3 separate regions of the Homo sapiens genome follow, and regions 1 and 2 are each linked to region 3. Evidence: chromatin loops called from intact Hi-C (ENCODE). Cell type or tissue: gastrocnemius medialis. All regions are shown on one strand. Links, peaks and the distances in the headings refer to the core of each region. The heading gives the core; the rest is flanking DNA. Region 1 overlaps OSTM1-AS1 (OSTM1 antisense RNA 1). Region 2 overlaps AFG1L (AFG1 like ATPase). Region 3 holds the start of SNX3 (sorting nexin 3).

Region 1 (7,965 bases), core at 1,326-6,325, 130 kb after region 3:
TATTTCCCCACAAGTGACAGAGAGCTTTCTAGAAATAGATATCAAGTTGCCCCCACCTTTAATCTGGGTATGTGGACCCAAAAGGTATCTTGTTCCCATTTTTACAAAAAAAGGGAACAGAAGATGCTAATGATGGACAAGCATGGTGGCCCACACCTGTAATCCCAGGGCTTTGGAAGGCTGAGGCAGGAGGATTGCAGCTGAAGGATTGCTTGAGGCCAGGAGTTCGAGACCAGACTGGTCAACATAACCAGGTAGAGCCTATCTCTAAATTGAAAAACAATTTTTTTAATGTTAAAAAAAGAAAAAGAAAAACAGGCTGGGTGCGGTGGCTCATGGCTGTAATCCCAGCACTTTGGGAGGCTGAGGCGGGTGGATCATTTAATGACAGGAGTTTGAGATCAGCCTGGCCAACATGGTAAAACACCATCTCTACTAAAAATACAAAAAATTAGCTGAGCGTGGTGGCTTGCACCTATAACCCCAGCTACTCAGGAGGCTGAGGCAGGAGAATCGCTAGAACTTGAGAGGCGGAGGTTGCAGTGAGCCAAGATCGTGCCACTACACTCCAGCCTGGGTGACAGAGTAAGCCTCCTTCTCAAAAAAAAAAAAAAAAAAAAAAGAAAAATGCTAATGATATGGTATTAAGGTATTAAAGTAACAAAAAGTAGAATATAATCTGAACTATGTAAAAATTTGAGGGGACATAGAAAAATGAATAGACACAATTAAAATATTGCATTAAAATATTAAATAGTAGCAATTAAATTTATAAAATTATAATTTAATTTATAAAATTACAATATTGACAGTATTTAAAGGTTTGTGCTTTTTGATAATTAGCTCTGATTTTGTTTACAACCAGAAAACAATGATCAAATAGCTGCTGTTGTCCTTGGGCTAGGAATCCCATTCCCTTGCAAGTTATCTCAGAGGAGTGCTCCTTTAGCAAAATTATTTAAAGGATTCTCCATTTGGTTCCACTTTAGGCCGGGCACCTGCTGTTTGTTCCCTCAGTATCTCCTTTACATTGCCCTCAAAGATGCCAAGGAACTAGAGCAGTGTCCACAACTCATCTGCCTAGTTTGGCAAATCTACCAAAAATAAAACTCAATTTTTTTTAACTTTTTAAAATAAATTGCTCTGCTCTGTCAATATTATGATCACAGTGGAGCTTTATCTCGTTTTCTGGCTTTTCCACTGCAGTTTGTTTTTCACTGACACCATTAAAATATTTCTGAACCCCAAAAGATCACTCTATCCAGAAAAAGTCCTGCTCATTTGTGAAGAGTCTTTAGGTCCCTCAGGCAGTTTACAGCTCAGCTTCTGCAAGGGCAGTGTATTTTGGAGCATTTCCTCAGGGAGATAACTCCGAGGTATACGAGTTCCCGGCCCTGACTCGGAGGGATCCGAGTTCCTTGCTCTCTCAGCATAAAGGCTGATAGCTGTTGCAGTTGCAATTTTCTCTCTAAACCCAACTCCTTTTGTTGACTTGCAGAGGCTTACATTCCAAAAAAGGTAATTTGAAAGTGCTGCTGAATTTAGATGCATTTTGCTAATTTGTTTTTATTATGCATAGAAATATTGGTATAAAAGGTGTTTCAATTATTTTCTAAGGGAGGGACCTATGTATTCTCTGCAGCCACAAAGCTTTTAAATGGAGTTATTTTTCTCGGCCTATAGCCGCTCTCCCTTTTAAGTACCCCAGCAGAAAAAGTAAGTTTACTGCTCCTCGCACAATGGGCCTCTTCACTTTTCAGGTTTGGGAGACCTGGGTGACCTACGAAAGTTAATTAGAAGGTTAACAAAGACGAAGACAGAGTCGAATCCATCGTTTCTCCTTCAGCCAAAGATGTCATCCATTAATTAGGGAAATCGTTAAGGTGGCCTTTATAGAATCCATAGAAAATCTGTCGTTGGCGGTCGACAGTTTTGATCAGATTTTCCTCTCCCCAATAATGCTATCCTTAATGGTACGAAAAGCAGAGGGCCGGGGCAGGGAGAGGGGCGCGGGGAGGGGGTGGGAAGGATGTGTTTCAGCAACAGTACAGTTAACCAGCCGCCGGTGCTGACGGCTTTGATTCTCAGGCTGCCCCGCATACTTGCTCCATGATGTAATCCTTATTGAACCTGGAGGCCGAGGGAGCGGGAGGAGCCGTGCCACCGCCTCGCCGCCGCAGGAGGCCCCGGGAGTTAATAGCGCCGGCCTCTGGGGGAAGCTGCGCCTGGGTCCGCAGCCGAGGCTGCCACTCAGCTGCCGGGAGGCGACTCGGCCCCGCAGGCCCTGGGCTGGGGCAGCTCCGTGTGGGGGCGGCCCTCCAGCCGTGCGGTGGGGCCCGGCTCTGTCTCCGTTGCTTTGAGGCTTTCTCCCTGTCTCTCTAGGGCTTCGCTGGTTTCTCTCTCCTTTTCCTTTGATTGTCTGGCACCGAAACACCAGCTGAACGAAGGAAGAGTTCCAGTCTGACAAGCTGTTTGCGAATGGAAAGTCTGGTGTTGGTGGTGGCACAGACACGCCCTGCCTGCCATGCCCTCGCTCGCCTTCTCTCCTGCACGTACAAGACTGTATCTTTCAGTGTGAATATCATGTATTTAAAGGGTTTCGGTTTGAATATCATGTATTTAAAGATGGTGTTAACTCTGAGTATGGGATGCCTTTAGTTTTCAATGTGGATTTTTTTTCCTTCTTATTATGTTAACCATTTGAAAGTGTACAGTTCAGTGGCACGAGGTACGTTCGTATTGTTGTGAGACCATCACCACAGTCCTCTCCAGAATTTTTTCATCTTCCCAAATGGCAACTCTGTATGCACGGTGGAACTTATTTTTGAAACTACATGGCAGGGTTGGTTCCATCTTTTTCAAGTGATCATCAATGGATTCTCTTTAAGGAATTAGCATCTTTTAATGGATTGGAGTTTTTGCGTAGTTCTCTATGGCAAAAGCTGGAACAATGTCACATGGCCCTTGTTTACCATGCAAAAAATGTCAGTGTACTTTTGGCCTCTCACCAGATTGATATTGAATGAATATTGCACAAAACCTTGCCTCGACGGTAAATTGCCATTTTGGTTTGCTTTACTTCCCTCATGGCAGAGTGGATAAGAGGTGCTGCCCCTCAGCAAAGAGGGAAGTGTCACTGTCCGCTCCTAGCAGCACAGAGGAAAGAACCACAGACAAAATCATATCTGGTGACACCACCTACACCCAGGCCCAGTGGCTTCCTCAGCTAGGATGGAGAGGAACTTCTCTCCCTGTCGTCTTCCCAGCCCCATCTCCTCCCCACCCTGCAGGAGGCCAAACTTAGACCCAGTAGCCCTTTAGTGGGACCATTCCTCTTTTCCTGGCTGTGAGCTGGGAAAAGCGGGGAAAATGAGGGAGGGTGGTACGCTCCCAACTTCCCAGAAGAAAAAGTAGTAATTGTCAAAAATCAGCCTAATGGGCTGGGCCTGGGTGCAGTGGCTCACGCCTGTAATCCTAGCACTTTGGGAGGCCGAGGGGAGTGGATCACCTGAGGTCAGGAGTTCAAGACCAGCCTGGCCAACATGGTGAAACCCCGTCTCTACTAGAAACACAAAAATTAGCCTGTAATCCCAGTTATTTGGGAGGCTGAGCAGGAGAATCACTTGAACCTGGGAGGCGGAGGTTTCAGTAAGCCAAGATAGAGCCATTGCACTCCAGCCTGGGCAACGAGAGCGAAACTCCATCTCAAAAACAAAAAACAAACAAACAAAAAAAATCAGCTAAATGATGATAAGTGCATGGAAACAACTACATACATTATGAAACATAAGCCAGAGCTCTATTTGTCACCAACACCATAGTTTAAACAAAACCCCACCATTCCCATATCCAAAGAATCTCTATTTCCCCCGAAAGCTCTGTGCCTTTGATTTCAGTTTTATTGCATGTGTACTTAGCACACCTATGTTGCTAAATTGCTCTATATTCCTTTGCAGGTACAGCTAGAAGAGTATAAAGGCCCTCAACCAATTGAACTAAGAGACTGTTAGTAGTCAATTGGTGTAGCTCTGGGGCTGAGCTACATAAAGTGGCCCCATCCAGCTCCTCTGTCCCCCTAACTTTGCTTGATGATGTACCATGTCTGCCCCTAAACAGCATATTAGAATTACCTGATGGGCTTTAAAAAACTCCCAAGACCTGAGCTGCACCTCAGACTGATTACATAAGAATTTCTGGTGGGGGAAACTAGAGTATGGTATGTTTATTAAAGCTTCCTCAGGGGACTCCAATGTGCACTTATATATCTAAATCTAAGGTGATTTATGTAGTTGAGATTTATGAGATGAGAACTATGCTAGTTAATTTCTTTTTATTTTTTAGAGAGGGTCTCTCTCCATCACCCAGGCTAGAGGATCTCGGCTCACTGCAACCTCTGCCTCCCAGGTTCAAGCCGTCCTCCCATCTCAGCCTCCTGAGTAGCTGGGACTACAGGCACACACCATCGTGCCTGGCTAATTTTTGTATTTTTAGTAGAGACGGGGTTTCACCATGTTGGCTAGGCTGTTCTCCAACTCCTGCCCTCAACTGATCCACCACCTCAGCCTCCCAAAGTGCTGGGATTACTGGTATGAGCCACTGTGCCCCACCAAGGCTAAAGAAGTTTTGAGGTGCATGCTGGAAAATGTCTAGATTGCTGAGGAGGGGTTGTTGATAGAAATATGGACTTTATTTATTTATTTTTTTTTGAGACAGAGTCTTGCTCTGTTGCCCAGGCTGGAGTGCAATGGCACGATCTCGGCTCACTGCACCCTCCGCCTCCCAGGTTCAAGCAATTCTCTTGCCTCAGCCTCCCAAGTAGCTGGGACTATAGGTGCGCACCACCCGCCCAGCTATATTTTGTATTTTTGGTAGAGATGGGGTTTCGCCATGTTGCCCAGGCTGGTTTCGAACTCCTGGTCTCAAGTGATCAGCCTGCCTTGGCCTTCCAAAGTGCTGGGATTACAGGCGTGAGCCACCACGGCTGGCCGAAATATGGACTTTAAAGACAGTTCTGGTGAAGACTCGGAAAGAGAAGAGAGTTGGAGAGAAAGCCTTCATTTTCTTAGAGAATACACATAAATAGCAATGAGCAGAATGTTGGTAGAAACGTAGACCTCGCCAATCTGGTAAGGTCTCAGACAGAAATGATGAACAATTATTGGAAACTAGAGAAAAGGTGCTCTTTGTTGTAAAGGGAAAACGAACTTTGCTGGGCTGCGTTCTAGTGTTTTGTGGAAGGTAGAACTTGTGAGCAATAAAATTGGATATTTAGCAGAGAAGATTTCCAAGCAAGGTATTGAAAGTGAGGCGTGGGTCTGCCTTACTGCTTATAGTAAAATGCAAGAGGGCAGCGATAAATTGAAGAAGGAATTGTTAAACGAAAAGACATCAGAACTTGAAGATGTGGAAAATTCTTAGCCTATTCATATTGCAAAAAAATGAGGAATCATGTTCTGAAGAGAACACTAAGGGTGTGGCTGAGTGACTATTTAATAATGAGGTTAATGTGGATGTGAACTACGATCTAATCAGCCATCTCAGCAGAAGCCAGGAATGGAGGTAGGATTATACCAGCAAAACTTCACTAGCTGGGAGAAAACTGGCCAGAATGAAGGAAGGCTGTGAACATGAGCTATCCTTTAAGAAAGAGAAAAGTGACCTGAAGCCAGTTCAGAGATCACCAAGGCTGTCACTCCCACCACAAGCCCAGAGGCAAGACTATTTTCTCCTCAGTTTCAGAAGGCAGAGCCCTTGAAGACAGCCATATGTGCAGGGCCTTTCTCAAGAGCTGGAGAGGTGGGGCACCCTCTGAGCTGAAGAATTATTCTCAAGCCTTACCATCTAATGGAAGTTGCCTTTCCAGGTTTTGGACTTTCTTGAGACCTATCACCCTTTCCTTTTTTGCTCTTTCTCCCTTTTAGAATGGGAATGTCAACCCTATGCCTGTCCCACCATTGTAGTTTGGAAGCATATGATTTTTCTGGTTTTATGGGTTGCTAGCTGAAGAGGAATTTTGCTTCAGGATGAATCATACATTGAGTCTCACCCATATCTGATTTAGGTGATATTTAGATGAGATTTTGGACCTGAAACTTTGAGTTGATGCTGGAATTAGTTAAAACTTTGGGGGCTATTGGGGTAGAATGCATGTATTTGCATGTGAGAAGGATATGAATTTGGGGGGACCAGGAGGCAGAATGTTATGGACTGGATATGTGTGTTCCCTCAAAACTCACTTGTTAAAGCCCTAAACCCCCATGTGCCTGTATTTGGAGACAGGGTCTGTAAGAAGGTGATAAAGGTTAAATTAGCTCATAAGGGTGGGGCTGTAATTCAATAGGACTTGTGCCCTTAAAAGAAGAGGAAGAGACACTTGAGCTCTTTCTGTCTCTGCCATGTGAAGACACAGAGAAGGCAGCCACTTGCAAGCCAGGAAGAGGGCCCTCACCAGAAACCAAATCAAGCAGCACTTTGATTTTGTAATTCTCAGACTCCAGAACTGTGAGAAAATGAATTTCTGTTGTTTAACTCACCTAGTCTATGGTATCTTATTATGGCAGCCTGAGCAGACTAATATAAGAATCATACAAAGGTGATACCAATCACTGCCCCAACCCATATTCCCTTTTAAAATAACCCACCCTGGCCCACTGGTCCAGCTGCCCTGTGGGCCACATGCTCCTGGTGCCCTCAGTTTATTGACCAGAGGTAAGCACCTGACCCAGGTAACTCACCCCCACCCTGGCCATGGGCCCCTGTAACATTTCCCCCATGAAATCCACAAATTAGAGCTTCCTTTAGGTTACGAAGACCTTCTTTTGAATTGCGTCTTCTCTAGTGATCATTCATGTTAGAATGAGTTAACTTGGTCAGATAATCTTAATACTCAACTAAAAAGCTGGTTGTGACAGTAATTTTGAAGCCTGAGGCACTTCCAAAAGGGACAGGCCCAGGAAGTGTGTAGTGGTTACAAACTTTCAGGAGCGAAGGACAGCATGGGTAAGGGAGACCACGGGAGAAGTGGCTAGGAAGCAGGTTAGGGAGGGCGATGGGAGATTGAAGGATGCAAGTCAAACCTGGCCTGCATTGCCATTTCCCCCAGGCTTTCTGATCAAACGAACCCTCCATCTTTCCCATCCAAGTCATCCTGAGGGTGACCTTTATCCTAACTATCCTAATCAGAGCAAATTGTATTGTAAGGGAGTATTAGTCCATTTTCCTGCTGCTGATAAAGACATACCTAAGACTGGGCTATTTACAAAAGAAAGAGGGTTAATGGATTTACAGTTCCATGTGGCTGGGGAAGCCTTACTCTCATGGCAGAAGGTGAAAGGCATGTCTCACGTGGCAACATACAAGAGAAAAAAGAGCTTTTGCAGAGAAACTCCCATTTTTAAACCATCAGATCTCTTGAGACCCACTCACTATCATGAGAACAGCACGGGAAAGACCCGCCCCTGTGATTCAATCACCTCCCACCAGGTTCCTCCCATAGCACATGGGAATTGTGGGAGTTACAATTCAAGATGAGATTTGGGTGGGGACACTGCCAAACCATATCAAAGGGTAAGAGACCTCTTCTAACTTCCTTATGTATTGGGATAAGGGATGGTGGTTACTGAGTGGAAACGGGAAATATAGCAGAGCGTTTTGGGAAATTGTAGGTATTTCTCTCTCTCTCCCTCTCTCTCTTTCCTCTCTGTGGCCCTGTAGCTTCTTGTGTTAGCTTACCACCTGGGCAGATGTGCCCACTCCCTCTGCACAATAGCTCTCTCAGCCACAACAGTCAGGGATGGACCTGGCAAGGGGTTTAAGTTACCAAGCATCTACTGAGGAAATTCATGCTGAAAATTCCTATTCAGATTGTTAGAAACAGCCAAATATACCTTTTTTTTTTTCTATTTTAAATCCTAAATAACTAGATTCAAATTTGGATTAATGGGTACACTGGGGAATGAAGTAATC
Region 2 (7,965 bases), core at 1,525-6,524, 110 kb before region 3:
TAGTGTCTTGTAGTGGTATCACACCACTACACTCCAGTCTGGGTGACAGAGTGAGACTGTCACAAAACAAAACAAAAATAAAACAAAACAAAAAATAAAGTAGTAATCACAAGCTTATACTGATTTGGGGTTTTAACAGCTGCATGGTGTACAGAGGGTGAGGCCTTGGACCCAAACAAGGCATGAACTGGAAGTTAGGGCTAGAAAAAACAGTGAAGTGCAGGAAAGCAGTCTTTGGTACCTTATTCCCTCCACCCGCCTCAAGTATGACTTCCCCTTGTCTTCCACAAGACCTTCCAAGACACTCCACTCCACAGCTATTTACTCTCTTAGGTTCCTAAACTTGGTGTTGCTTTACATGACCACCAATTACCAAAGCATTATAACTAGAAATGGAGGGAATGAGATGAATGAAGCAGAAGGAATTAATCAGAGGGGCTAAACGATTAATAGAGAGAGGAAAAAAAGAAAATGCGTGTTCTAGACTCCTAACCTCTAGTTTTCTGTCTCTGTTGAATGGCAGACACACCATTCACCCAGCTGTACAAGCCAGAAAATTAGAAAGTGTCCTTTCCTTTTTCCTCAGTATCCAACCTATATCCAAGTGCTGTCTACTTCACCCCCTAAATCTCTCTCAAATCTATCCTTCTCTCCATATCCATTGCCATCACCTTGTACCTGGGTTTCTTAACCCAGGCTACATAATTCCTTGTTGCAGGGGTTAAATTATAGGATACTTTGGCTATATTCCTGGCCTTTACCTACTAGATGCCAGTAGCAGCCCTCTTCCACCAGGTGAGACAACCAAAAATGTCTCAGATGTTACCAAATATTCCCTAGTGAGCAAAAGAGGCCCCTCACTGAAAATCACTGCCTTATACCCTTATACCAAGGTATCATCATTTCTTGTCTAGTGTGCTACAACAGCTTCCTAATATGTCTCCCTGCATGCATCATATTACTATACCCCATCTAGTAACCTATTCTCCAAACTACAGCCAGAAGGATATTTCCAACTCAGATCACATCAGTCCCTGCTTAAGATAAGCTTCAGTGGCTTAGCGTTTCTCTTAGAATAAAATCCAAAATCCTTATTACGCTAAAAGGTTTAGCTCTTTCCTCTACAGATCAACTTGTACCTTACTGCATCCTTCTCCCCCTCACTCTCCACTCTAGCCCCACTGGCTACCTCAAATGGGTCATTTCTCCAGCCACTCAGCTTTGCCTCAACCCTCTGCCAGCTCTTGTAGCAGTCTAAGAAGTTGGTTCTATTTTAAAAGATAGATAGATAGATAGATAGATAGATAGATAGATAGATAGCCAGCCAGCCAGCCAGCCAGCCAGCCAGATCAATCTGGGGCTGGGTGCAGTAGCTCACGCCTGTAATCCTAGCACTTTGGGAGGCCGAGGCAGGTGTATCACCTGAGGTCAGGAGTTCAAGACCAGCCTGGCCAACATGGTGAAACCCTGTCTCTACTAAAAATACCAAAAATTAGCTGGGCATGGTGGTGGGTGCCTGTAATCCCAGCTACTTGGGAGACTGGGGCAGGAGAACTGCTTGAACCCAGGAGGCAGAGGTTGCAGTTAACCAAGATCGCGCACTGCACCCCAGTCTGGGCGACAGAGCAAGGATCCGTCTCCAAAAAAAAAAAATTGTGACCTAAAAAAAGTTGAACGCATTTTGATGGCTGGAAAAGAGGACACTCTTCTTTATTTTCTTCTCCCCCTCCCACCTTTTTTTAATACAGTACTTTGAGCTGCTGTTTTAAGAAAAGGACGTTCTTTCTCTAGGACAGGATAGACAGAGATCAGTGATGACCATAAGGCAAAAAGATAGAAAACAATGTGTAAAAAGAGTCACAAAACCTAAGTTCTAGTCTTTGTTCTGTCATTCACTATCCATGTCATTTGTTTTTAATTTACTTATAATATGTAACTTTTTTGGCCTACGGTTCTATGAGTTTTTAGCACATGTAACCACCACTACAATCTGGATGCAGCAGTTGCATCCTGAGCCTGCCCCTTTGTAGTCAAACACCTCCTCACCCTGGACCTTGGCAATCACTGCTTCATTCTTCGTCTTACAGTTTTACCTCTTCCTGATATGCTTAGTCTCTCTGAGTCTTTTTCTCCACAAATAAAATTATACACACACACACGCACACATATACATGTCATCTTCATTACTTTAAAATATTAAGTTATTTATGATGATTGTCTGCTGTGGCTAAAAAACCTGGTCTGTGACAAGCATCCCATTCCTTCCACTGTTTATATTTAGAAAAGGCTTTCTCTAAGTTTGTCCAATTTTTGCAATTCCGCATCTTGAACTTACAGTCTTCTCCAGAAGGGTGGCTCCAGCTCAGATTTCTGCAGGCTACCCTGACACACCGGTAGCTTTGTTCACTCCTACAAAGCTAGGAGCTGCAAAACATTCCTTAATCCCTCCTGGTGGCTGTCCTTCCTCAGTTAGTTAACCACACTGCCATAGTCTGAGCAGCCTAATTATCCTTTCAGCAGTCTTTGCTAAAGGGCTTCCAAAATTGTTCTAGCTCTTTGCTATTTACGAGCATAGCTTGTCACTGAATGTCTAAAGGTAATACTGATGCCACTGTCAAATCAACACATCAGCTGTAGTAGAGACAAGTTTCACTTCCACCTAGATAGAAGATCTAATATTAAAAAGCTCACTCCCTTGGCTCATAGGGTGGCTAACACTAGTTAATCACAAGAATGCTGTATATAACATTATATGGATTTTAATAAGTACATCTGCAAAATCACTCATAATTCTTTTGTAGTACAATGGATGAGGTATGACTATAATTGTTTGAATAACTGGATCCAAAAGGTGTTGATTAGTTAATTGATGTCTTCCTAAGATAAGGCCTCCAGTGGTATGCAACAAGTAACTTAATTTAGTCCTATCTGATTTACACATTTTAATTAAGGAATGGCTAAAGACATAGAAATATGATTATCAAATGTATAAATGTCATAGTAGGGATAGCCAAAAAAAAATTATATTAGAATCATACTTCAAAAATACTTCAAACATACTCCATTTGCAAAACAAAAATAAATAAATAAAAACAAAAAACAAAAATAAAAATAAAAAATACTTCAATAAAAATCAATAAAATGGAACAACATAAGACTAATAAGCTGAAATGTAATAGAAGAAAAAGAAATCCACTACACAAACATAGAATGAGAGAGACCTAGTTTCACAGCAGGCTACATAGTAAGATCTGGGTCTGTTAGCAATTTAAAATTCAATATACACCATCAATGTGGCATAGCTTACTTTAAAAAAAAAGTTCCCACTATGGCATTACTCTTTTCAGACTCACTAATGAATTCCATGTTACTAATTGCAATGGTTAATTCTCAACCTCATTTTCAGCTTGTAGCAGCACTTAACAGAAGTAATCATCAATTCTTTTTGTACTACTTTTCTTTTCCTCACTTGACACTCTCCTGGTTCTCCTCCTACCTCACCAGCTGCTCTTTCCTGCCTCCTTGAGGACTGATAACTTCCAAATGTATATCTCCAGCCCAGACTTTTCCAATGAAGTCCAAACTCTTATATGTATCCCCCTTGTCACCACAGAAACCCCTACCTCCACCTCCCTAACCAAATCTGCTTTTTCTGTAGTCTTCCCCATCTCAGTAAACAGCAACTTTATCCTTCCAATTGCTCAGGCCAAAACCTTTGAGTTACTCTTGATCCCTCTCTCTTTTTTCATACTCTAGCTCCATTCCATCAGTAAATCCTGCTGACTCTGCCTATATAGTACATCCAGAACCTGCCCTCTTCTCACCACTTTACTGCTCCATCACCTCCCCTCCCCTTGGGATTGCTGCAGTAGTCTCCTAAAAGGTCTCCTTACTTCTAACCCTGAAACCCCATACCCACACTCTATTCTCAACACTGCAGCCAGAGAGATCTTTTTAAAACATGCAATCATCCAATGTTCATTCTAAGACTATTTACTGAGAACCATCTATGTGTAAGACACTGTTATAGGTGCTGAGAACACATCTGAGAACAGGAGAGATAAAAATCACTGCCCTCATGAAGCTTTTGTATCCTGGAAGGGAACAGACAATAAACTATAAATATAATAAATAAGTAAATTATATGGTAGGTCCATAGTGCTATGGGTAAAAGAGAGAGCAGGGTAAAGGGAAGCAGCACCAAGAAGAAAGGGATGTGTTGCAGGTTCAAACAGGGAGACAAGTCTAGGCTTCACTGGCAATGTAACTTCTGAGCAAAGACAAAGGAGGTGAGGGCTTAGCCATGCAGATATCTGGAGAAACAGCACTCCAGGCAGAAAGATGTTCCCATTAAGTCTCTCATGAAATATTTGTGGTTTCTTAGACCTTTAACTGAGCACGTGATGGGCTGAAAGATGCAAGATTTTAAAGTTGTTGTTTTTAATCTAAATATTACTTGTATTTTAATTTTTAAGTACTTTCCTAATAAGCCACAAGTGCTTTTTTAGAAATGATAATTTAAGTGAAGTATTAGAAACTATTCATGCAAGCAAGTTTTCGGTCTTTTTCTAAAATTTAATTATGAGTTTCGTCTTTCATTTGGTTGAGTTTCTTTTATGGGCCATAAAAAGCAGTCCAAAAGGCCTGCATTTTTTGCTAAGCACATATGACATATCTAATATTTAGGGAAAAAAAAAAACAAAAAAACAGCAAGTGCACCAAACATGGGAATCAACTGGATTTAGCTTGCTAAGGATACAAAACTTTTCAAATGCAAATACCAACTGATTTTTCAGATTAAGCCAGTTATAAAACTAATAATAAGCAAAGTCATCAGATTTATTAACACAATACATTTAGTTCAAAATTATGGATTTTTAAAAGCTTGTTAGTTTCCACCTAATTGGATGAGACTAGCACAATGTTTGTTTTTACCTTCCGGTGGCCTGTTGGATGTTGCCACAACGACGACCCCGTTTTTGAACAGATTTTCAAAAAGCTGTTTCAGAATCATGGCATCAGCAATGTCAGTGACCTATTGACAACAACACATTTGTTTTATTTTAATTTCACTTCTGCTGTAACAAATTTGCTAGTGGATCATCTTTTTTTTTAAGATGGAAGTAAATTCCAAGAGAAAAATTCTAATTATCATCATGAAGAAAAGAGTAGATAATTAAAAGCATGAAACACTGTATAGCAGTCTTTTAAACTTGACTCTTCTTTTTTGCAAGCCTATCATTTCTACACAAATTACCAAATGGTTCTATGATAACTTCTTTTATAGAACTACAGGTGGAAAGCATAGATAATTGTCCTAAACATTTAGGAAGTCTAATTAATTAGAACTAACATGACCAACACCCTCCTCCTCTTCCCACCCGCTTCCCACACCCCCTCAAAAAAGAGAGATGAAAAAATAATAATAATAAAATACACAGGCTGTTTGAGATTTCTAATACCTTTCTGGCAAAGGTCCCTGGAAAGGTGACTTTAAATGGTCATGGGCCTTTAGAAATAAGGACAAGTAGCCAGTGAGACATAATCAGCTGCTGTTGAAAATAGAATGATATGACATAGATACTATTGTGCAATTGTTGCACAAAACAATTCAACAGATGGCCCATCACAAAAATAAGCAATTTCATTGTTCTTTTTAAGTGCCTTCTATTACTGTCCATGAATAATCAAAAGGCACTGCAGTCACTTCCAGCACAGCCAGCCTCTGCTAACCTTCACAAACACAAATATTCCTTCTACCAAAAAAAAAAAAAACAAAAAAAACCACCTTTCAAGAATGGCTAATATAGTCCCTTAAAAAAATAACTTGTGACAATACAAGAAATGCATAATACAGATGAAACTATTCCATCCAAGTTAGGTTTATTGATCTTTTCTAAAATTATTTTTTAAATTCACAATTACGAAGTAAGCTTAATGATGTAACTTTTTCTAAAGGCTTTTAAAATTCACAAAGACAACAATTAAGAAGGGAAAGAAGTTGACTCCAAAAATAAATGTGTAATGAAGATTGACATCAATCATTGCAACTTCCCCTAAGTATATAATAACATGGACTTTAGATACTCCCAATGTAAAAATGTTTTGATCTTTCTTTGATAGCACATTTCAAATAATCTCAGTACAACTTGCTTTACATATATCCACAAGATATAGTACATTGTTATTTTTAAACCCCATTAGAGGACATAAAAATTGGTGAATTCTTTCAATTAAATCAAAATACTAAAAGTTACAAACCGAATGGTTATAATGCAATTAACAATAACCTGGGTTGCACAGGTCTAAATCACTTTTCTTTTTACAGCTAATATCTTCTTTCCCACCTGAAAACAACAAAACCATGAAATAGAGATGTACTTTTTTTTTTTTTTTTTTTTTGGCTGTCTCAGGTTATAACTAAAAAACTGCTAAAGATTCCTTACATTAAAAAGACTTCAGGAACTTCAAAATGGTGATTAAATGAAAAGGAAAGTGGTGCTGATATTATTTAATTTGGAGTTTAGGATCACTGTCAAATTTGGCTTCCGCAAAAACACTGACAGAGAAAGTCCTTTTCAAATGCTTGAACACCAGTGGCATTTCTGATGAGAGGACAGAACGAGCTTGCACATTTTAATAGCAACTGCACTTTTAAATTACATTGCCAATACACTGACTTTTTAAAAGAACAGTATCAATGAAAGTTTACCCGATTTTAGAGAATAAAAATGGTCATTTGACTGTATGATTAATGTCTTTGAAAAAAATGTAAAATAGCTTTTGTGCCCTAAGGTTTAGAAAACTGAAGGGACATTTAGCTTGTAACATAATGCAAAGGTTTAAACTGAAAGTTGAAGAAAGCAAACAGTAAAGGCTTGTAGTTGAGTTATAATTTGCTGTTTTTATATTTCAGAATGTTTTTGCCCTATCAGAGTAAATTAGCTTGGAGAAGCTATGACTAATTAATAAAGCAGGAGTCACTTGCTGTAGCCGGGTGCCAATGTATACTCTTTTGATCTTGTCCCCGCACTTGTTCGGCCTTGCCGGGGAACGGTAATTTTACAGTATAAGTGAACAGAAGACAATTGGCCACACATTCTTGGAGAGCTGGCTTTTTCAGTACCCAGCATTTCATTACCACCACGAACAAAAGAGAAGGCTACAGATTACCAATAAGGGTAGTCTGCTAATACAGAGAGTGGAGACATTTCATTAGCATTAAAGAGAAAAGATTTTTTTATAACCTAGAGTTGCTTTCCATTATGACTCACTTAAGTAAAAAAGAAAAAAAATCTAATGGTTAATTTACATGTGTGAGTGCTTGAGTCTCAGTCATCCACTGATTGGTACAGTGCCATATAATGAGTGACAAACATAAGCATGCATTATCAGTAATTAGGATTAGCACAAAAATAAGCACCTATTTTTTATTAGCAGTTTTTAATAGCTTTCTTCCTGCTTCATAAAAATGGTTAAACCTATTTTTTAAATGATATTGATAGCTGATAGAGGAGAATTTTGCATGATCTTCTGCTCATCAGAATTCTTTTTTTTTTTTCTGGACCCATATTAGTAAAACATCTATTTAGTGTCCCTCTCAGAAGAGATATGAAGAAATAACATTTTTAAAAATCAGTTTTCCTCACTAATCTGATGTCTTCAGAATCATAAACAGTTTAACATGTAACATAAATATTCCAAGAGGACATAATGAAGATCCTAAGGAAAACTCTGAAGATAAGCTATTATTTATTTCACCAACCAAAACACATGTTAAAAACAAAAAACAAACAAAAAAAAACTATCCAAACACATTTCTCAACCAAGGTAAGAATCGTGTATCTAACACCTCAGGTAAAACTGAAATGCGCCTACTTGAGTGTAGAGGGTGGGAGGAGGGGGAAGAGCAGAAAAAAGAACTATTGGCTACTAGACTTAGTACCTGGGTGACGAAATAATCAG
Region 3 (7,965 bases), core at 1,147-6,146:
AACACAAAAATTAGCCGGGCGTGGTGGCAGGCGCCAGTAGTCCCAGCTACTTGGGAGGCTGAGGCAGGAGAATAGCTTGAACCCTGGAGGCAGAGGTTGCAGTGAGCCGAGATTGTGCCACTGCACTCCAGCCTGGGTGACAGAGTGAGACTCTGTCTCAAAAAAAAAAAAAAAAAAAAACTTGACTCAGTGCCACCCACTCATCCAAGGTGGGAGTGGGTGAGTAAAACTAACCACATTGAGATTCTAATTGTATTAAGTTATTAATTTTAGATAGTGACTTTTTCTGATATTAAGTCCTCCCATCCAGGAACATAGACTCTTTTCTCTTTAGGTTTTGTCTTACATCTTTGAATACAATTTCATAGTTTTAGTCCTATGTTCCCTTTGCTCCTTATAGTTCCTATCCCTTCCTTCCTAGATATTTTGTACTTCTGGTCACTTGCAAACAGGGTATTTTCTTCCATTTCCATTCTAACTAGATATTGCATAGACAAAGGAAAGCTATTACATTCTTTATTTCTGTCTTGCCACTACATTCTCTTGTTAATTCTAGTAGCTTATTATTTCTGGATTTGTATTCTAGAAATGCAATCACAATTCCTGAAAAATAAGGATAATTTTTTTTCCTGATATTTACACCAAGAAGGTCTTCTTTGGCTATACAACTGTGCTATGATGCTGTGCTGCTGTCCCTCCTAGCCGCTTCCCCACTGCAGGCATTTGTTCTGGCTGCCCACTGCTGCCCTGAGTGGTCGCCAAGGAATCAGACAGAAGCATTCTATGAGAATATTCCATGATTGCTTTGTTCAGGTGTCACCGATGACAACATAATACAGTAGTTCCTGGTCTCTTAGCTTGCATAGACTTCAATTCAGAGTCATTGATATGTATTTATTGAGCTTACATTTCTAATCATACCAGTCAAATTCCCATTTGGTCTGTTGCATTAGGAGACATGCCCAGCATTAATATCTAATGAGCTTGTCTGTCACTATCTGTCACATTATTCAGTTTTATTTGCCTCATAGCACCAATTATATTGGCAGGTGTATTATTTACTGAATTGTCTCCCTAAGACAGACTATATACTAGGCTATAAACCTGACTTATCTACCCTTTCATTTCTAGTACTTAGAATGAAAACATCTAGTAGGTCTTCAACAAATATTTGTTGAATTAATAAATGAATGTTGTTTTCTGGAAAATAATATACATTGTATTTAAGTAATGCCTTTTTTTTTTTTTTTTTTTTTGAGATGGAGTTTTGCTCTTGTTGCCCAGGCTGGAGTGCAATGGCACGATCTCGGCTCACCACAATCTCCGCCTCCCAGGTTCAAGCAATTCTCCTGCCTCAGCCTCCCGAGTAGCTGGGATTACAGGCATGCGCCATCACGCTCGGCTAATTTTGTATTTTTAGTACAGACGGGGTTTCTCCATGTTGGTCAGGCTGGTCTCAAACTCCCAACCTGAGGTGATCCGCCCGCCTCGGCCTCCCAGAGTACTGGGATTACAGGCGCAAGCCACCGCACCCGGCCAAGTAATTTCTTTTTATTCCAGTGTTTCTTAGTGTTATTAAGAATGGTTGCTGTTGGCCGGGCACGGTGGCTCACTTCTGTACTCCCAGCACTTTGGGAGGCTGAGGCGAGCGGATCAGCTGAGGTTAGGAGTTCGAGACCAGCCCGGCCAATAAGGCAAAACCCCGTTTCTACTGAAAATACACAAAAATTAGCTGGGTGTCATGGCGCACGCCTGTAATCCCAGCTACTCGGGAGGCTGAGGCAGGAGAATCGCTTGAATCCGAAAGGTGGAGATTGCAGTAAGACAAGATGCGCCACTGCACTCCAGCCTGAACGACACAGCGAGACTCCGTCTCAAAAAAAAAAAAAAAAAAAAAAAAAAAAAAAAAGCAAGAAAGAAAAGAAATTTGCAGTTCAAGGGACAGATCAGTCCAAGCACGGTGGTTCATACCTGTCATCTCAGCACATATGGGAGGCCACGGCGGGAGGATCACTTTGATGCTGGGAGTTGGAGACCAGCCTGGGAATCACAGTGAGATCCCGTCTCCACAAATAATTACTAATAATTTAAAATCTAAAGAAAAGGGGGGCGGGGAAGATCAGGTTATTTAAAGTAATTATAGTGTTAAACTTGACATATTAAAAAATGCAGAAATAGTTGTGAGGGATAACTCTCTGGGCAGAGATAGAAATGTATCGTATCTCAACATTTAAAATCTGCATTTCCCATTGGACCATAAGAGATGAACTAGGACCTAATTAATTGGGTTTTCTCCCCGTTTCTTTCTTTCTTTTTTTTGAGACAAAGTCTCACTCTATTACCCAGGCTGGAGTGCAATGGCAGATCTCAGCTCACTGCAACCTCTGCCTCCCGGGTTCAAGCGATTCTCCTGCCTCAGCCTCCAGAGTAGCTGGGATTACAGGCGCGCACCACCACGCCCAGCTAATTTTGCATTTTTAAGTAGAGATGGGGTTTCACCATGTGGGCAAGGCTAGTATCGAACTCCTGACCTCGTGATCCGCCCGCCTCGGCCTCCCAAAGTGCTGGGATTACAGGCATAAGCCACCGTGCCCGGCCTTCCTCCCCGTTTCTTAAAAAGGCTCATGTGAGTTGCATTTCCAGTCCTGTAGAGGTACGTTTAATACTTTTCAAAAAAAAAAAAAACTTATCAGGACTTCGTGAGAAACGAAAGTGGACACCCAAAGCAGCTTGCAGCCGGTCTACTGTTACTTTGTTTTAGCGGACCGACCTGTCTCCAAAATCGATTTGACCATAATGCTAGGATTTAACTAGGGCTTTAGTTTTTATTTCACTCCCCCACTTTACTGGTTTCAACCTATCAATCCAGACGCGTGTCTGGTGCAACGCTCGGGTTTATGGCAAAATCATCTCAGGCATTTGCTTAACCTTCTCCAGAAAGGCATTTTCAGGGGTTCACAGTGAGACGGTGCACAGGTTGGCACAGAGTTAGTAGGGGCAGTTTTGTTTCGATTTGCGGGCAAATCTCTAAGATCTCTCCGTTTAACTTTCGCCCGCAATTCCCAAAGCCGCTAAAGCCGTTTCCGGCGCTCTACCCCGCCGCAGGCCGAGGCTGGCGCAGAGAGACAGGAAGCGCCAGCTCTGGGCGTCTGGGTCCTCGCCTCCTCGGCCGCAGCCCCGCGGCGGCGCGCTCGCGGTGCATTGTGGGCGCTGTAGTCCGGCCGGAACCTGTTTGCGACCCCGAGTCCCATGACACCGCTTCTCCTCACACCCCAGTCCGCAGTGCCCCTCCCCAGCCTCGGCCGGGCCTCCCGGGAGCCGGGCGTGGCGTTCCAGCTAGTGAGCCGTTTCTCCCCTGGGCTCGGAGGCGGAAGCTTGAGGGGCGCGGGGAGGAGCTTCGCGTGCGGGGTGAACGCCCGCTCTACGTGCTCGTTCTCTTCGCGACCGCTGCGCGCGAGCCCCGTGTCCCCACGGCGGGCAGCAGCGGCGGCGGCGGCGGCTGAACGCGGAGGGGGCGGAGGGAGCCCGCGGCGGCGGCAGCAGCTACAGCGAAATGGCGGAGACCGTGGCTGACACCCGGCGGCTGATCACCAAGCCGCAGAACCTGAATGACGCCTACGGACCCCCCAGCAACTTCCTCGAGATCGATGTGAGCAACCCGCAAACGGTGGGGGTCGGCCGGGGCCGCTTCACCACTTACGAAATCAGGGTCAAGGTGAGGCCGTCTCTCCCCTCTCCCAAGAAACCCCTCCCGCTGGCTCTGGTCACCCCCACTCGACCCGGGAGTGGACCCCCGCGGGCAGCCACAGCCTCCCAGGCCGGGAGCCCCCTTGCAGAGGCGGGCCGGGGTCGTGAGCCAGGGCCCCTCTTCCTGTAGGGCTGGTGTGGGGGGCTGCAGAGCGAGCCCGGCGCGCTGGCACTTGGAGAAGGTGCTCGAAGAGGAGGGCGTGGGTTGAGCGCCGCTTGCCCCTCCAGCAGCTGATCAGGGAATGACATTTGAGTTGGAAAGGGGTAGATCTTTCGAGAACACATCCCTTCGCTGGGAAGGGAAAGAGATGTTGACAGAGAAAAGGGGCTTGCGCAAAGTTAAAGCCTTTTCCCAGTTTTCTCTTCCTGGAGACTTCCCAGAGGTAGCAAGCCAACCCGGCTGCTCCAGGCCCTTCCCGAGCTGCTAAAGTAACCTGGGTTGTGCAGTCTTCTGAACGGGACTTAATGAAAGTTCACAGAAGCCTGACAATTTTTGATAGGGCTGAGCCAGACCAGAAGGGTGATTGGACATGGTTGACTTCAGCATTTTGGGCCACCGCCCTGCCAAAGGCTGAGGTGTGGTGTCACCTACCTCATAATCCAGAACTACAGTTGCTTTAAGAAAAGACTAGGGATCTTGCTCTCTTAATTCGAGATTTGCACTTAATTGAATAAAGAAATCAACAGAAATAAAATATACCTAATTTCATAACTAGTATTTGTTGGCAATAATTTAGATGATTTGAAAGATGTTAATTGAAAATAGTGCTTCACTTTCACTCTATAATTCAGGATTAAAGAATTTGCCCATGTATGGAAGCATCTTTAAAAATTAATTACATTAATTTAAAGATGACAGCAAATTATTAAAAGTTAAGTGTAAAGCGATTTTTCCTTTAATCAAAATTTATATGACAAGCTACTATTAACATTTAAGTGAAAAAATTCTCATTAACTTACACACTTTGTGTCGTGAAAAACACAAAAATCAAATTTACCATCCTAACCATTTTTAAGTGTACATACAGCTCAGTAGTATATTCACATTGTTGTGAAACTTAAGTATTTTTAAAAAATGATTCTTACGTAGTTAGCATTGATTTTAAAAAGTTAATCAAACTTTAAGATATGAAACGAATAGTTTAATGTTTCAAGCCACTGTTGTCTTCTTATGGATGTGTAAAATGTGGATCATAGGCCGGGCGCGGTGGCTCATGCCTGTAATCCCAGCACTTTGGGAGGCCGAGCTGGGCGGATCACCGAGGTCAGGAGTTCGACACCAGCCTGACCAGCATGGAGAAACCCCATCTCTACTAGAAATACAAAATTAGCCGGGTGTGGTGGCGCATGCCTGTAATCCCAGCTACTCGGGAGGCTGAGGCCGGAGAATCTCTTGAACTGGGGAGGCAGAGGTTGCCGTGAGCCTAGATCGGGCCATTGCACTCCAGCCTGGGCAACAAGAGCAAAATCCCTTCTCTAAATAAATAAATAAAAATTGAATCATAGGATATGTTGTCATAGGGAAACTGCAAAATCCAGACTTCAGTACACCTGGGGAACTACATTCATACATAAACCTAGTGGAAAAGTGAATGTTTTTCTAATTGTCTGTAATACATGACAGATGGTTCACTAAAAAGAACTTCCTCTTTTGCCCTATTCACTAGTATTTTCTTTTTTTTTCTTTCTTGTGCTAAAACAGAACTTGGTATTCTTGTTTCTATACTTCCATAGCAGGTACTTCCTGTCACAAAACTGAATTGGAATCTCCTGCCTACACTTCCTCCACTTACTTTGAGTTTATCTTGCTGAATGCATTATATTAAATGGGTTCTAGTATAATAATTTAATCCTCTTTTTTTTTTAATACACCTAATACCTTAGCAAATAGCTGATGTGACACTTAAAAATGGTTTCTGGGCCTGGCGCAGTGGCTCATGCCTCTAGTCCCAGCACTTTGGGAGGCTGAGGCAGGTGGATCCCTTGAGCTCAGAAGTTTGAGACCAGCCTGGGCAACACGTTGAAACCCCTTCCCCACAAAAAAAGAAATTAGTTGGGCGTGGTGGCGCGCATCCCTGAGGTCCCAGCTACTCCAGAGGCTGAGGTGGGAGGATCACTTGAGCCCAGGAGGTCGAGGCTGCAGAGAGCTATGATGAGGCCACTCTACTCAAGCCGGCATAACAGAATGAGACCCTATCTCAGGAGAGAGAGAAAAAAGGGTTTTGGTATAGTCATTTACATGTTAAAGAAAATTTTTTTTTTTTTTTTTTGAGACGGAGTCTCGCTCTGTTGCCCAGGCTGCAGTGCAGCGGCGCTATTTTGGCTCACAGCAACCTCCGCCTCCCAGGTTCAAGTGATTCTCCTGCCTCAGCCTCCTGAGTAGCTGGGATTACAGGCATGCGCCACCACGCCTGGCTAATTTTTGTATTTTTAGTAGAGATGGGATTTCACTGTGTTGGTCAGGCTGGTCTTGAACTCCTGACCTCGTGATCCACCTGCCTTGGCCTCCCAAAGTGCTGGGATTACAGGCATGAGCCACCGCGCCTGGCCTGAAAATAATCTTTTTTAAGAACGATTAATGAGTCAGGGAACTAACAAATTATACACTTACTTTGGTTTGTATTTTTGTATAAACCAACTCACTGGGTGTTAATAGCTGTTAACAGTCATAAATGCCAGTGCCTATGTGAAAACCTAATTGAGTTTTTAATGCATGAAATGACTTTGGATTTCTTTCTTTTTTTATTTTTATTTTTATTCTTTTTGAGACAGAGCCTTGCTCTGTCGCCAGGCTGGAGTGCAGTGGCGCGATCTTGGCTCACTGCAACCTCTGCCTTCCGAGTTCAAGCGATTCTCCTGCCTCAGCCGCCCAAGTAGCTGGGACTACAGGCACGCGCCACCACGCCCAGCTAATTTTTGTATTTTTAGTGGAGACGGGGTTTCACCATGTTGACCAGGATGGTCTCAGTCCCTTGACCTCATGATCTGCCTACCTTGGCCTCCCAAAGTGCTGAGATTACAGGCGTGAGCCACCATGCCCAGCCTGGATTTCTTTTAGTATGTAATGTGTTAACTTAAAACTAAGGACACCATATAGTAAGGAAATTAGGCCTTATTTGAGCAGCATATGATTTTTTAGAGTAATTATAGTCTTGCATTAAGGCAGAGTGGCTATGACATGAATAGTTTAATATTTTGTAATTTTTTTCTTCTTGAGATAAGAGTCTCGTTCTGTAGCCCAGGCTGGAACACAGTGGCATGATTGTGGCTCACTGCATTCTCAAACTCGAGGACTCAAGTATTCCCCCCGCCTCAGCCTCCCAAGTAGCTGGACTACAGGGTACTACTATACCTGGCTAATTTTTTATTTTTTGTCAGATGAGACTTGCTATGTTGCCCATGATGGTCTTGAACTCCTGGCCTCAAGTGGCCCTCCCCCTCTCAGTCTCCCAAAGTGTTGGAATTACAGGCATGAGCCACCTCACCCAGCCCTGCAATTTTATTTATTATTTTCTAAATGTTGCTGCTCTCCCGAACCCCTACTGACTACCTTTTGCTGTTGAATTTGCTATGTGGAAAACCATTTTATGTTCCAGAATTTGGGCTTTTAAACTATCTTACAGTTACTGTCTCATTCTGGTCTTGAGAAAAATTTACAGTTTTACAGGATCTGATTGAAATTACTCTAATTCACAGGGCAATTTTATATGGATGGTGGCACTTAGAATGCAAGTTTCCCAATCTCCATTTATCTTTTGGTTTGAGGATAGTGTTTAAGACTATTAGGATCACTTGATTAGTATCTCTGGGCTTTTGAAAATAATTACACAGTGTTATGTTTTTAAAAATTGTTCTAATGGGTAGGTACAGCAGAGAGCACCATAAATGATTAAAGGTTTAGGAAAGTTCAAGGTCTGGAATTATTTAGGCATATTCAAGAGAAGGCTGAAAGCAAAATTCAGTCACTGTTTATGAAGTTTGTGCTGTAATATAACTTTAATATTCTGGAGATTTTTAAGTTAATCAAGATCTATTTTACCTGGAGACCACTGTTTTGAACAGGAATGGAATTAGAATCTTTCTTGAGCTCTGACATAGTCCTCAGTTCAAAGAATAGATTTAACATTTCCTAGCTGGGTAAGATACAAAATCAAAGCTCCACTTCCCCTCTGTGAAATAGGTGTGCTAATAATAGTACCTACCTCTTAGGACTAAATG

What was found. Peaks named below come from ENCODE experiments on the same cell type or tissue, not always from the same donor. Only the 100,000 strongest peaks of a DNase experiment are listed, where the experiment ranks them.
Region 1: a loop joins it to region 3, with 4 times the contacts of the local background. A loop is called at or near these places in 5 of 110 quality-filtered maps.
Region 2: it touches region 3 in a loop (6-fold over the local background); 7 of 110 quality-filtered maps call a loop at or near these places.

What each region holds. Positions count from the first base shown.
Region 1 is chr6:108,128,243-108,136,207 of GRCh38, reverse strand. All of the region lies in intron 1 of OSTM1-AS1 (OSTM1 antisense RNA 1), which reads right to left. All of the region lies in intron 1 of LOC124901368 (a long non-coding RNA gene), which reads left to right. Among named protein-coding and RNA genes, the nearest start is that of OSTM1-AS1, 8.6 kb to the right of the region's middle. RefSeq lists an enhancer at 2,529-2,608. In gastrocnemius medialis, for the core only: no CTCF peak of the experiment used is centred there; no DNase peak of the experiment used is centred there; H3K4me3 peaks cover 870 bases; H3K27ac peaks cover 258 bases; H3K27me3 peaks cover 364 bases.
Region 2 is chr6:108,363,303-108,371,267 of GRCh38, reverse strand. AFG1L (AFG1 like ATPase) reads right to left here. Exons shown (of 13, transcript NM_145315.5): 6 at 4,936-5,035. Among named protein-coding and RNA genes, the nearest start is that of AFG1L, 72 kb to the right of the region's middle. RefSeq lists an enhancer at 5,351-5,893. In gastrocnemius medialis, for the core only: no CTCF peak of the experiment used is centred there; no DNase peak of the experiment used is centred there; H3K4me3 peaks cover 140 bases; H3K27ac peaks cover 4,200 bases.
Region 3 is chr6:108,256,510-108,264,474 of GRCh38, reverse strand. SNX3 (sorting nexin 3) reads left to right here and starts at 3,435. Exons shown (of 4, transcript NM_003795.6): 1 at 3,435-3,715. The coding sequence starts at 3,554. RefSeq lists an enhancer at 2,415-3,250 and silencers at 3,378-3,637, 3,748-3,857. In gastrocnemius medialis, for the core only: CTCF peaks have their summits at 2,857 and 3,108; DNase peaks (open chromatin) are centred at 3,274 and 4,074; H3K4me3 peaks cover 2,446 bases; H3K27ac peaks cover 2,960 bases.